Regions from separate parts of the Homo sapiens genome. Here region 2 is linked to region 1. A link is an interaction called in ENCODE POLR2A ChIA-PET data of the cell type or tissue named here. Cell type or tissue: endothelial cell of umbilical vein. All regions are shown on one strand.

Region 1 (5,000 bases):
ATTTTACCTCTTCATGTATTTTTTATCATCTTCCTTTTGATCAAGCCAGACTTTTTCCGGTTGTGATTTTTTAGATAAATAATATCTGTGTAACTATCAAGGAAACTTTTTAAACAATATTACAGTCATGTAATTTTTACATTACTTATACAAAACGTGTGCTACATAAATGTTATTAATAGTTCCCTTGTCTTCCCAATTAGAAGTGACTACAAGAAACAGCCTCCATGTTTAAATCAAGCTTGTCCAATCCTCTGCCTGCAGGCTACATGTGGCCCAGGACGGCTTCAAATGTGGCCCAACACAAATTCGTAAACTTTCTTAAAACACCATGAGATTATTTTGTGATTTTTTTTTTTTTTTTTGGCTCATCAGCTATCATTAGTGTATTTTATGTGGGGCCCAAGAAAATTCTTCTTCCAGTGTGGCCCAGGGAAGCCAAAAGACTGGACACCCTGGTTTAAATATTTTCTTCCAAAACATATGGAGAATGTAATAGGTAAACTTGGTTGGTTGTCCAAGGCAATTCGGGAATAATTTTCCACATTTCTAAAGCCAACAGAGAAGAATCCAAGGATCTTCTCTACCTTAATAAAAATTGCAAACATTTAGATCAAATCTACCAGAGAACTTCCCTCTTAAAGTTATTAGAACTAGCCTGATGAGGCCAGGCGCGGTGGCTCACACCTGTAATCCCAGCACTTTGGAAGGCCGAGGCAGGCGGATCACAAGGTTAGGAGATCGAGACCATCCTGGCTAACACGGTGAAACCCCATCTCTACTAAAAAACAGAAAAAATTAGCCAGGCGTGGTGGCGGGCGCCTGTAGTCCCAGCTACTCAGAAGGCTGAGGCAGGAGAATGGAGTGAACCTGGAAGGCGGAGCTTGCAGTGAGCCAAGTTTGAGCCACTGCACTCCAGCCTGGGCGACAGAGCGAGACTCCGTCTCAAAAAAAAAAAACAAAAACAAAAAACTAGCCTGATGAAGTACTTTAAGATTAGCCTGAGATATTCTTCACTTAACAAGTATTTATTGGCTATCTACTGCATATGTCAGGTACTATGCTAGGTATAGATGCTGAGAACAAAGATACTCTCATTATTTGTTTCCATATCTAGAAGTGAACCACTGACTACTTAAGTGTTTTATCTAGACAGTGGCCACCAACCACATGTGCATCGCTGGTTTCTGACCAGTGGAAACACTATTTGCATGAACTAGGATGTACTCTAAGTATAAAACACAGTGGATTTTGGCCGGGCGCAGTGGCTCACACCTGTAATCCCAGCACTTTGGGAGGCCGAAGCAGGTAGATCCCGAGGTCAGGAGTTCAAGACCAGCCTGGCCAACATGGTGAAACCCCATCTCTACTAAAGATACAAAAAATCAGCCAGGTGTGGTGGTGTGCGCCCATAATCCCAGCTACTCAGGAGGCTGAGGCAGGAGAATCGCTTGAACCAGGGAGGCAGAGGTTGCAGTGAGCCAAGATCGCACCATTGCACTCCAGCCTGGGTGACAAGGCGAGATTCCGTCTCAAAAAACAAACAAAACAAAACACAGTGGATTTCAAAGACTTAGTACAAAAATGTAAAATTATCTCATTAATGTTTTTATCTTGATTAAATGTTAAAATGAGAATATTTTAAATATTTTAGGTTATATAATATATAGTTAAAATTAATTTCCTTTGTGTTAAATGAGGATATCGGAAAATTTTAAATTATATGTGACTTTCTCTGAATAGCAATAATCTAGGCTATAACTGCAATGTCTGGGGAGAATTAGAGAATAAGAAAGCCTAAATGGGGTTAACCTATGATAATTAAAGGTACAGAGACACTCTAAAATCAACATGGCAATAAGTGGAAATAGTGGGAACAGAGAAATTCTGGCTTAGTAAGGAGAAATCCATAAAATGAAGATGAAGGAGATTAATAAACCACTACTTATTAGACTATGACTAGCTATCTTTATAAATCATAAAATCAGAAATCATTTCATTCAATCCTCTCCTTTTACATGTACGAAAACTGAGCTATAAATAAGGATCCACAAATGTAGGGAAAACATCTTCATTCTATAGTATTTGTTTTGTGCTTTTTATTTAGATTCCTCCCACGTAACACCTGTAAATTATGAAGTGAGAAGAACTTTTACATGTTCCAACTCTGTGCCCTTGGAAAATTAACATCTCTGGGTTTCAGCTTATATAACTTAAAAATGCAAGCTTGGACTTAAGGTTCAAAATGACTTAAATATTCTATCATTTCTACTCAATATTCAGATATCATAAACAGTTGGCTAGTGACAGAAACTCAAAATATGCAATCAGATCTCAGATGTTACAGTAAAACAGAACCTGAGGAAGAAAATGCTGCTTTTTGCATACATAGGTAACATGAAATTATATAATAGCAGTCTGGTGCTGTATAAAATCCATCTAGTAAACAGTGGCCTCTTGTAAATTTTGCATTTATAGATTTTTTTCACCCTGAAACCTGTACTTTCCTCATAATCATTAAAGGATACTCTTCTTCCAACAACATTTTCTCAATAACAGCTCTGTTCTCTTCACTGATGGTGTTATCCAAGGTCCAAGGCTATTAAAAAAGAGAATATATTTGTCTTTTTATTTATTGCTTTTTGAAATTATCTTCTGTTTTGGTAAAGAAAAATACATGTTATAATGATTATAAATGACAGTCACCATTTACTGAGCACACAGACATATTTTTGATTACCACAGTAACATTGAGATAGGCATTAATACTTTACAGAAGCAACCACAGCACTACTAGCATTTTAAGTGGAAGAGCAGAGACTTTACACCTGAGTCTGTTGGATTCCCAGGCTCATGCTCCTGCCCAGGATGAGGTAATAATCGCCATTCAAAAAAGGAATCATTTGTTAGGCATCAGACACTCTGTCAGACACTTAACCTCTTTCCAAAACTCACCACTAACTCTCCTTTTTCCTCAGTTACAATCTCCATGATCCTACTCATTTTCAACGCTCCAAGTTAAGTATTTTCAGCTCATATCTCTTCTTCAAGCTCTAGGCCATAATACCCAACAGCCCATCCGAGATTTCTACTTGGATATCTAATTGGCTTCTAGAACTTAACATATCTAAAACAGAACTCACCATCACTTATCTCCACCTGCTTCTCCCTCTGCATTCCCAACTCTACGAAAGGCACTATTACTCACTAAGTTATTCCATGTAGAAATTCAGGAATCATTGTGGATTCTTTCCTTTTCCTTTGATGCCCATATCCAATCTATCAACCAGTTCTACCTCCAAAATATAATTCAAATCTATCTACTCTATCTCTTCTGCTACTACCTCAGGCCAAGTCCCAATCATCAAATCTTGCTTCCATTACCGTGAATGTTTCCTAACTGGTCCCTTTAACTCCACTCTTACTTCCCTCCAATCTTTACCACAGTACCCAAAATTAATTTTATAAAAATAAATTTGCTAATCTCTATTAAATCTATATGAAATGTTTCAATGATGTCCCAGTTCCTTTAAAACAAAATGTAAACCCTTTAGCATAATCCGACTCATAAGTCCTGCATGACAGAACTCTAGCCTGCCTCTCCAACCTTGCCACATGCTGCCACTCCTTCCTTTCCCACCATATTCTAGACACTGGCCTTCAACCAGAGCTTCTGTAGTTGCTGTTCCTTCTGCCTATAATTTTATTTTAACTGTTCACATATCTACCCTTTTTCCCATCATTTTCAACTTAAATCTCACCTCCTCTGAGATTCCCTCACTGACAATTTAATCTAAACTAGGTTTCCCACTCTGGTACTCTCATTCAGCATCTTGCTTATTTCCTTCAAAATCTATTATTAGTTTGTCTACCTGTTTATTACTTAACTCCCTCTTAGAAAATAAACTTCTTGAGAGCAGGAACACGTCTGTCTTCATTGTAGTCGTATTCTCCAAGCCTGACCTACTGACTGGCACCGAGTAAGTACTCAATAAGTAACTACTACATGGCCGGGCGCGGTGGCTCACGCCTGTAATCCCACCACTTTGGGAGGCTGAGGCGGGCGGATCACGAGGTCAAGAGATCAAGGTCAGCTTGGCCAACATGGTGAAACCCCGCCTCTATGAAAAATACAAAAATTAGCTGGGCGGGGTGGCACACGCCTGTAGTCCCAGCTACTCGGGAGACTGAGGCAGGAGAATCACTTGAATGTGGGAGGCAGAGGTTGCAGTGAGCCGAGATCACGAAACTGCAGTTCAGCCTGGCGACAAAGAGACTGCATCTCAAAAAAAAAAAAAGTAACTACTACATGAAGAAATAAGCCCTGTGACAATCCCATTTTTTTTTTCTCTTTGAGACCGGGTCTCATTCTGTTGCCCAGGTTGGAGAGCAGTGGCACAATCAGAGCTCACTGCAATCTCAAACTCCTGGGCTCAAGGAATTCTCCTGCCTTGGCTTCTCAAAGCACTGGGATTATAGGCAGGAGCCACCTTGCCCACCTACCACTTTTTTAGGTGTAAAGAAACTGAAGTTCACAAATTTGAGAAGTGGTAGAGCAAAGACCTGTACCTAAATCTAGCTGGCTCCAAACCTGTTTCTCAACAGGCCATTTTTCAATGTCAAAAGAAAGAGGTTTCTATTTTTAAAGTAAAAAAAAATTCTAAATTTCTAAAAAAGAAAAATATTATATCTGTGATAGTTGAGAACTAGCACTAAGTTTAAAAAAAAAAAAAGAAGAAGCACTCTAGGCAATAAATAACAGCTTAATGCACCTGATATTTTTATAAAATACTTACAATAAGGCCATTCTCTGTTCTCCAAGATGAATCAAGATAGTGATCTTTTTGTAAAACTGATGCTGTATTTTCACCACTTCTGTAATAATTAAGAAAATGAGTATATAAGTGAAAATCATATTAGTTAATGAATGTAACTTACACAGCACAGAATCCAGCAGGTAGTAAGGGAACTAAGCAAATACTTAGTTCCCTTCTCCCCTT
Region 2 (5,000 bases), 1.2 Mb after region 1:
TTCTTCCTCTTTCTATCCTTTTCTCTGGTACTCTCATTATGCACCCGTTTTTACTTGGTGTCCCACATGTCTCCAAGGCTCTGCCCATTTTTCTTCATTCTCTCTTGATTCTGCTCCTCAGAATAGATCATCTCATTGATTTATCTTCAAGTGTATTGGTTCTTCCTCTGCCAGCTCAAATGTGCTGCTGAGTTCCTCTAGTGAATTTTTTGTTTCAGTTATTGTACTTTTCAAATCTAGAATTTCTAGTTAGTTGCTGTTTTCTATTTCTGACTCCTTATTGTGATTTTCTGTTCAGTGGAAAATCATTTTCATATTTAACTTAATTCTTTATCCAATAATTAATTCTTAGGCTCATAGAACATACTTAAAGCTTTTGTCTAGTAAATCCAATGCCTGGGCTTCTTCAGGGACTGTTTCCAGTAACTTCTTTTTATCCTGTCTATGAGCCATTGTTTTCTGTTTCTTCACATGATTCATAATTTTTTATTGGAAATTTGGCATTATAAGTAATATGTGGAAACTCTGGAAATCAGACCCCGCCCCACAGTGTATTATTGTTACTGTTATTGCCTTTTGTTTAGAGACTTGAACTAATTCTGTAAAAATTCCATTCTTCATCATGTGCAGCCACTGAATTCTGTGCTTTTTAAGCAAAGTATCCAGCTAATTTTGGACAGCGATTTCCTTGAATGTTTTGAAATAAGTCTCTCAGCCTTTCCCAAAGGGCTCTGCGTGTGTTTTGCATTATACCTTCAACACTCCAGCAGGTAGTTTACAGTTCTATTGTAACCTTAGTTTCTTGCTTACACAGACCCTCACAGTCAGCCAGAGATGAGAGATTCGAGTCTTTCCAGGTCTTTGCCTGGGTATGCATGTAGCCCTCACATGTGCATGGTCTTCTAGATTCCTAGGCATATGTTAGAGTGTTAGAAGCCCCGGTGGGCATCTCTATTTCCAGTTTATCCTTTTAATCCTCTGTTTTAATTCCAACTTGTATTGCTACCTTGGGTTACTGTAATGTTGCACAATTGTCACTGATTTTTTTTTTTTAACAAATGTCCTGTAGTGTGGTTTGCACAGAATCAGCGTTTAGTAAGGTAAAACAAAGACAAGTTCTGAGAATGGGGCTTTTCAGGGAACTGCCAGAGAGGTCATATAATGACAACTTTCTGGGAATGGGGCCTTTGGGGTGCTCCAAACCCATTCTGCTCCCTCCAGTGGCTGCTTGATCACGGGTATTCACAGCTACCATAATTGTGAGACTGTTGCTTTTAAGGATACTTGAGAGCTGGGGAGAGGAGAACCGGCATAGGGCAAGTTAAAACAGAGCTCCCTGTTTTTACTGAGAGCAGCTCTTCTTTTTTTAAACAAATGCTCAGGTTGTTTTGAGACTTTAATTTTCAGCATTCTGAAAATGTTGATTTTGATTATTTTTGCTCACGTTCTCAGTGCTTTTATGGAATGGATTTTTGGAGCTCCTTAAGTTACCATTTCAGAAGTTCTCGCCACAAGTCAGATTTTTGAAAGTAGGAGTGACCTCAGTAACCAGTATTTAAAGCCCACCTTTTCCAGAATGTGAAATTAAGAAATATAGAGGTTCATGGCTTGCTGCATGGCTACGGAAAATTTATGGCACACTGCAGCATTAATGTCACTTGGCTGCTTGCTCTCCCCTACCCCTCACCTCCACTGTGTGTCCAACAAACATTTCCTGAGCATCTGCTATGCATGAAACAGGTACTGAATGTGTGTGAACAAGACACAGTCACCTCTGAAAAGCTCATTTTAATTGGGAGATTATATGGAAATAGGAAATAAAACCTTTTAAATTAAATTCTCAGGGAATGGAGGAAGGAGCAACTAACCAAGAGTCAAGAAAAATGTCACTGGAGAGCTAACGTTTAGGCTGGCCTTTACAGGATGAATAGGAGTCTGCCAGGTATAATTAAACATTTCTTGCAGAAAAACTAGCTTCTGTAAAGACATGATGAAGGATCTGGCCTATTTAGGGAAGTAATAGTTCAGTACTTTGGCAGGAGAAGTACTAAGAGATGTAATTCAAAAGGTGAATAGATTTCACATCATAAAAATTACCATATGTCCACCTAAGGAGCATGCCCTTACATATGGCTATGCAGGCCCTACATCAGGGGTGTCCAATCTTTTCAATCTTTTGACTTCCCCAGGCCATGTTGGAAGAAGAAAAATTGTCTTTGGCCACACATAAAATACACTAATACTAACAACGATAGCTGATGAGCTAAAAAAAAAAAAAAAAAAAAAAAAAAAGAAAGAAAGAAAGAAAGAATCTCATGTTTCAAGAAAGTTGTCTAATTTGTGTTGGGCCGCATTCAAAGCCATCCTGGGCCGCTTGTGGACAAACTTACTCTACGTGATCCAACGCCAGAGGGCACCATTCACCTAGACTACAAGTGAATGGCAGCCTGGGGTTTTACAACATAGCAGCCATACTGAAGAATCTGTAATTTATCCTGTAGTCAGCAGGGAGAATATCTTGTTTTGTGGACACAGTGAGGAAAAGATCAAATTGCCTGGGGAAAAAAAAGGTCTAGAAATAAGTTCTCCAAATTGTATAATAGCATAACTGGATGCTTCTCTGAAATAACCATACAGCATTACTACTGTAATTGATGATTATCATGTCACTTTGATCTCATGTTTTCACAAGAAATACAATGCAGGTGTATCTGACAGCATAGGGTAAGTTATGCTGTAGTAATTTTGAAATTTTAGTTTAGTTTATAACAAAATAGGTTTATTTCTGACATCATACGTTCATCTTGAATAAGCTGTGACTCTGCTTCCTGTCTTTGTCACACTGGACAGACTCTTATCTAGAACACTGGTGGTCTCATGGCAGAGAGGAAACATGTTGCAATACTAGCCAGCTTTCAAGCACTTAGAAGTGGCTCGTGGAACTTTTGCTCTCATTTTATTGATCAAAGCCAATCACACGGCCATTCCTGAATTCATGAAGGTGGTTATACATAATCATCCCACAGGAAGGAGCACCACAAGGAGAGGCACCTCAGAGGGGGACAGTGGACTTTTGACCAGTTATATATTCCACCTCAGCAGGTGTTATTCTATTTTTCAGATTAGGAAATGATTTCAGGAAAGTAAAGTAACCTGTTTAATTCACAAGCAAAAGGTAATAAATGGTAAAAACCAGGAATGGAATTCAGGCCAGCTTAGCTACAAAGATCCGACCTCTAGTTCATCTGACTCCCAGTGCTACCCCGCTGAGTCTTTTAATGTTGTTTTGTGTGCATCAGAGCCCTGTGATGTCTTTGGACTTCAGATTATTTTGGCAAAGAGAAGCCTCTGTTCTGACCCTAATTGTTATAACCAACACCATCAATGACAGAGCCAGTCTCTGAAAGTGACCCTTTGCATTTGACCCTTTCTTCTTGCTTAGCTTAATTCCTTGTCTGTTTCAAAAGAAGAAAAGGTTCTTAGCTTTCCAGAGCAGAACAAATAGCTCATGGTGAATACACAAAAACTGTGTGACCCAGAAAGTACAAAATCTTCATCCAGGGCATCAGCCTGTTGTTGAGAAACAAGCGTGGGGAAATGGGCTAGGTGGCACCACTCCAGAAAGCCAGCTGGGACTGAAAGAGTGAGGTAAGACAGGAGCCTGTGCTCCTCCACTGCATTTCTGAAGGATTGTAATAGAAGTTAGCATGAGGGCTGTGAAATAGGTCATGGGGTGAGATGACAAGGACAGAGGGGTAGTGGCGGAGATCTGACTTCTGGTGATAGGTCCCACCTAACACCAACCCACAATGAATCCACTGATTTTGTTCATTAATTCACTATTAAACACTACCATGTTGCAGGCACTGTTCTTAATACTGTGGACTCAGAATTGAACAAGACAGATACTGCTCTTGCCCTCAGGGAGTGTAGTGTATTAGTTAACTATTGCTGTGTGAAAATGCACCTCAAACCTGAGTGGCTTAAAACAGTAACCATTTATTTAACTCACAAATCTCAGGTTGGAAATTTAGGCTGGCTCAGGCAGTTCTTGTCTGGGCTCACTCATGCAAGTGCATTCAACTTCCAAATTTGCTTGGATCCAACTCATCTCAAGTCCTTATGCACAGCTCTGGAGGCTGGCCAGCTATCAGCTAGGGCAATGTGATGGCAATGATGAAGCCACATGTTTCTTATCCTGCAGCAGAGTAAGGTGGACTTGTTTAAATGGTGGCAGGAGGGTCCCAGAAGAGCACGCAGAAGCACACACAGTCTCTTCAGCCCTGGGGTCAGCCAGGAAAGTCATTTCACCACCAGGCCAGCCCCAAGTAAAGGAGACTGTGAGTAGATGCTAGCTCGTGAGGAGAGAAGTTGTAAAGTCACATTTCAAGGGTTGTAGACACAATGAAGGGAGTTATTGTAGCCTCTTTTTACAGATATATATAACTCTCAGCCAGACTTAAGTTCCATGAAAAACACAACAGAGTGGAGAGACTTCTGTTTCATGCTGTGACAGTTAACTGGACTGGACTAGCCCTTCTACCACAAGAAAGACCAGAGAAGTGGACAAGGTAAATAAACTTTTCCAGATATTGGAAAGCTGAAAATGCAGAACTGTTTCCCAACAGAGAGGACCAAATGAAGTGAGCTCTACAATATCTGGCTTTCTCCCTGGAGCGATTTACTAGACTCCATTTCAAGAATCAGGGAAACAATCAGAACACAGTAATCTTGGTAAGATGAGAAAATAAATTGGACCTTAGGGTGACTGACATGGCTAGAATTTGTAGAATAGAGAAAGGTGGAAGCAACAGCAAGAAAGAGCTCCAGAAATCTTGAAAGAGATCAGCTGAATACCAACCTCTGCGGGTGTAGAGCGAGACTCCATGAGGTTGGGCAAAGGACATCTACTAGAGAGAAAACACCTACCAGAGAGCTATAAGCTTAATGATTGCCATAGCTTTTTAAAAATTATTTTTTATTATGTTACTTTAAGGTCT

The links. ChIA-PET counts read pairs that join two places held together with the same protein. Peaks named below come from ENCODE experiments on the same cell type or tissue, not always from the same donor. Only the 100,000 strongest peaks of a DNase experiment are listed, where the experiment ranks them.
Region 2: POLR2A ChIA-PET joins it to region 1 with 8 read pairs; 2 of 35 experiments call an interaction of 5 or more read pairs at or near these places.

Annotation. Positions count from the first base shown.
Region 1 is chr1:58,690,333-58,695,332 of GRCh38, forward strand. MYSM1 (Myb like, SWIRM and MPN domains 1) reads right to left here. Exons shown (of 20, transcript NM_001085487.3): 2 at 4,797-4,875; 3 at 2,529-2,599; 4 at 8-85. Among named protein-coding and RNA genes, the nearest start is that of MYSM1, 7.2 kb to the right of the region's middle. In endothelial cell of umbilical vein, no CTCF peak of the experiment used is centred here; no DNase peak of the experiment used is centred here.
Region 2 is chr1:59,877,338-59,882,337 of GRCh38, forward strand. No RefSeq gene overlaps it. Among named protein-coding and RNA genes, the nearest start is that of CYP2J2, 47 kb to the right of the region's middle. In endothelial cell of umbilical vein, a CTCF peak has its summit at 2,397 (motif pointing right); DNase peaks (open chromatin) are centred at 2,444 and 2,844; H3K27ac peaks cover 601 bases.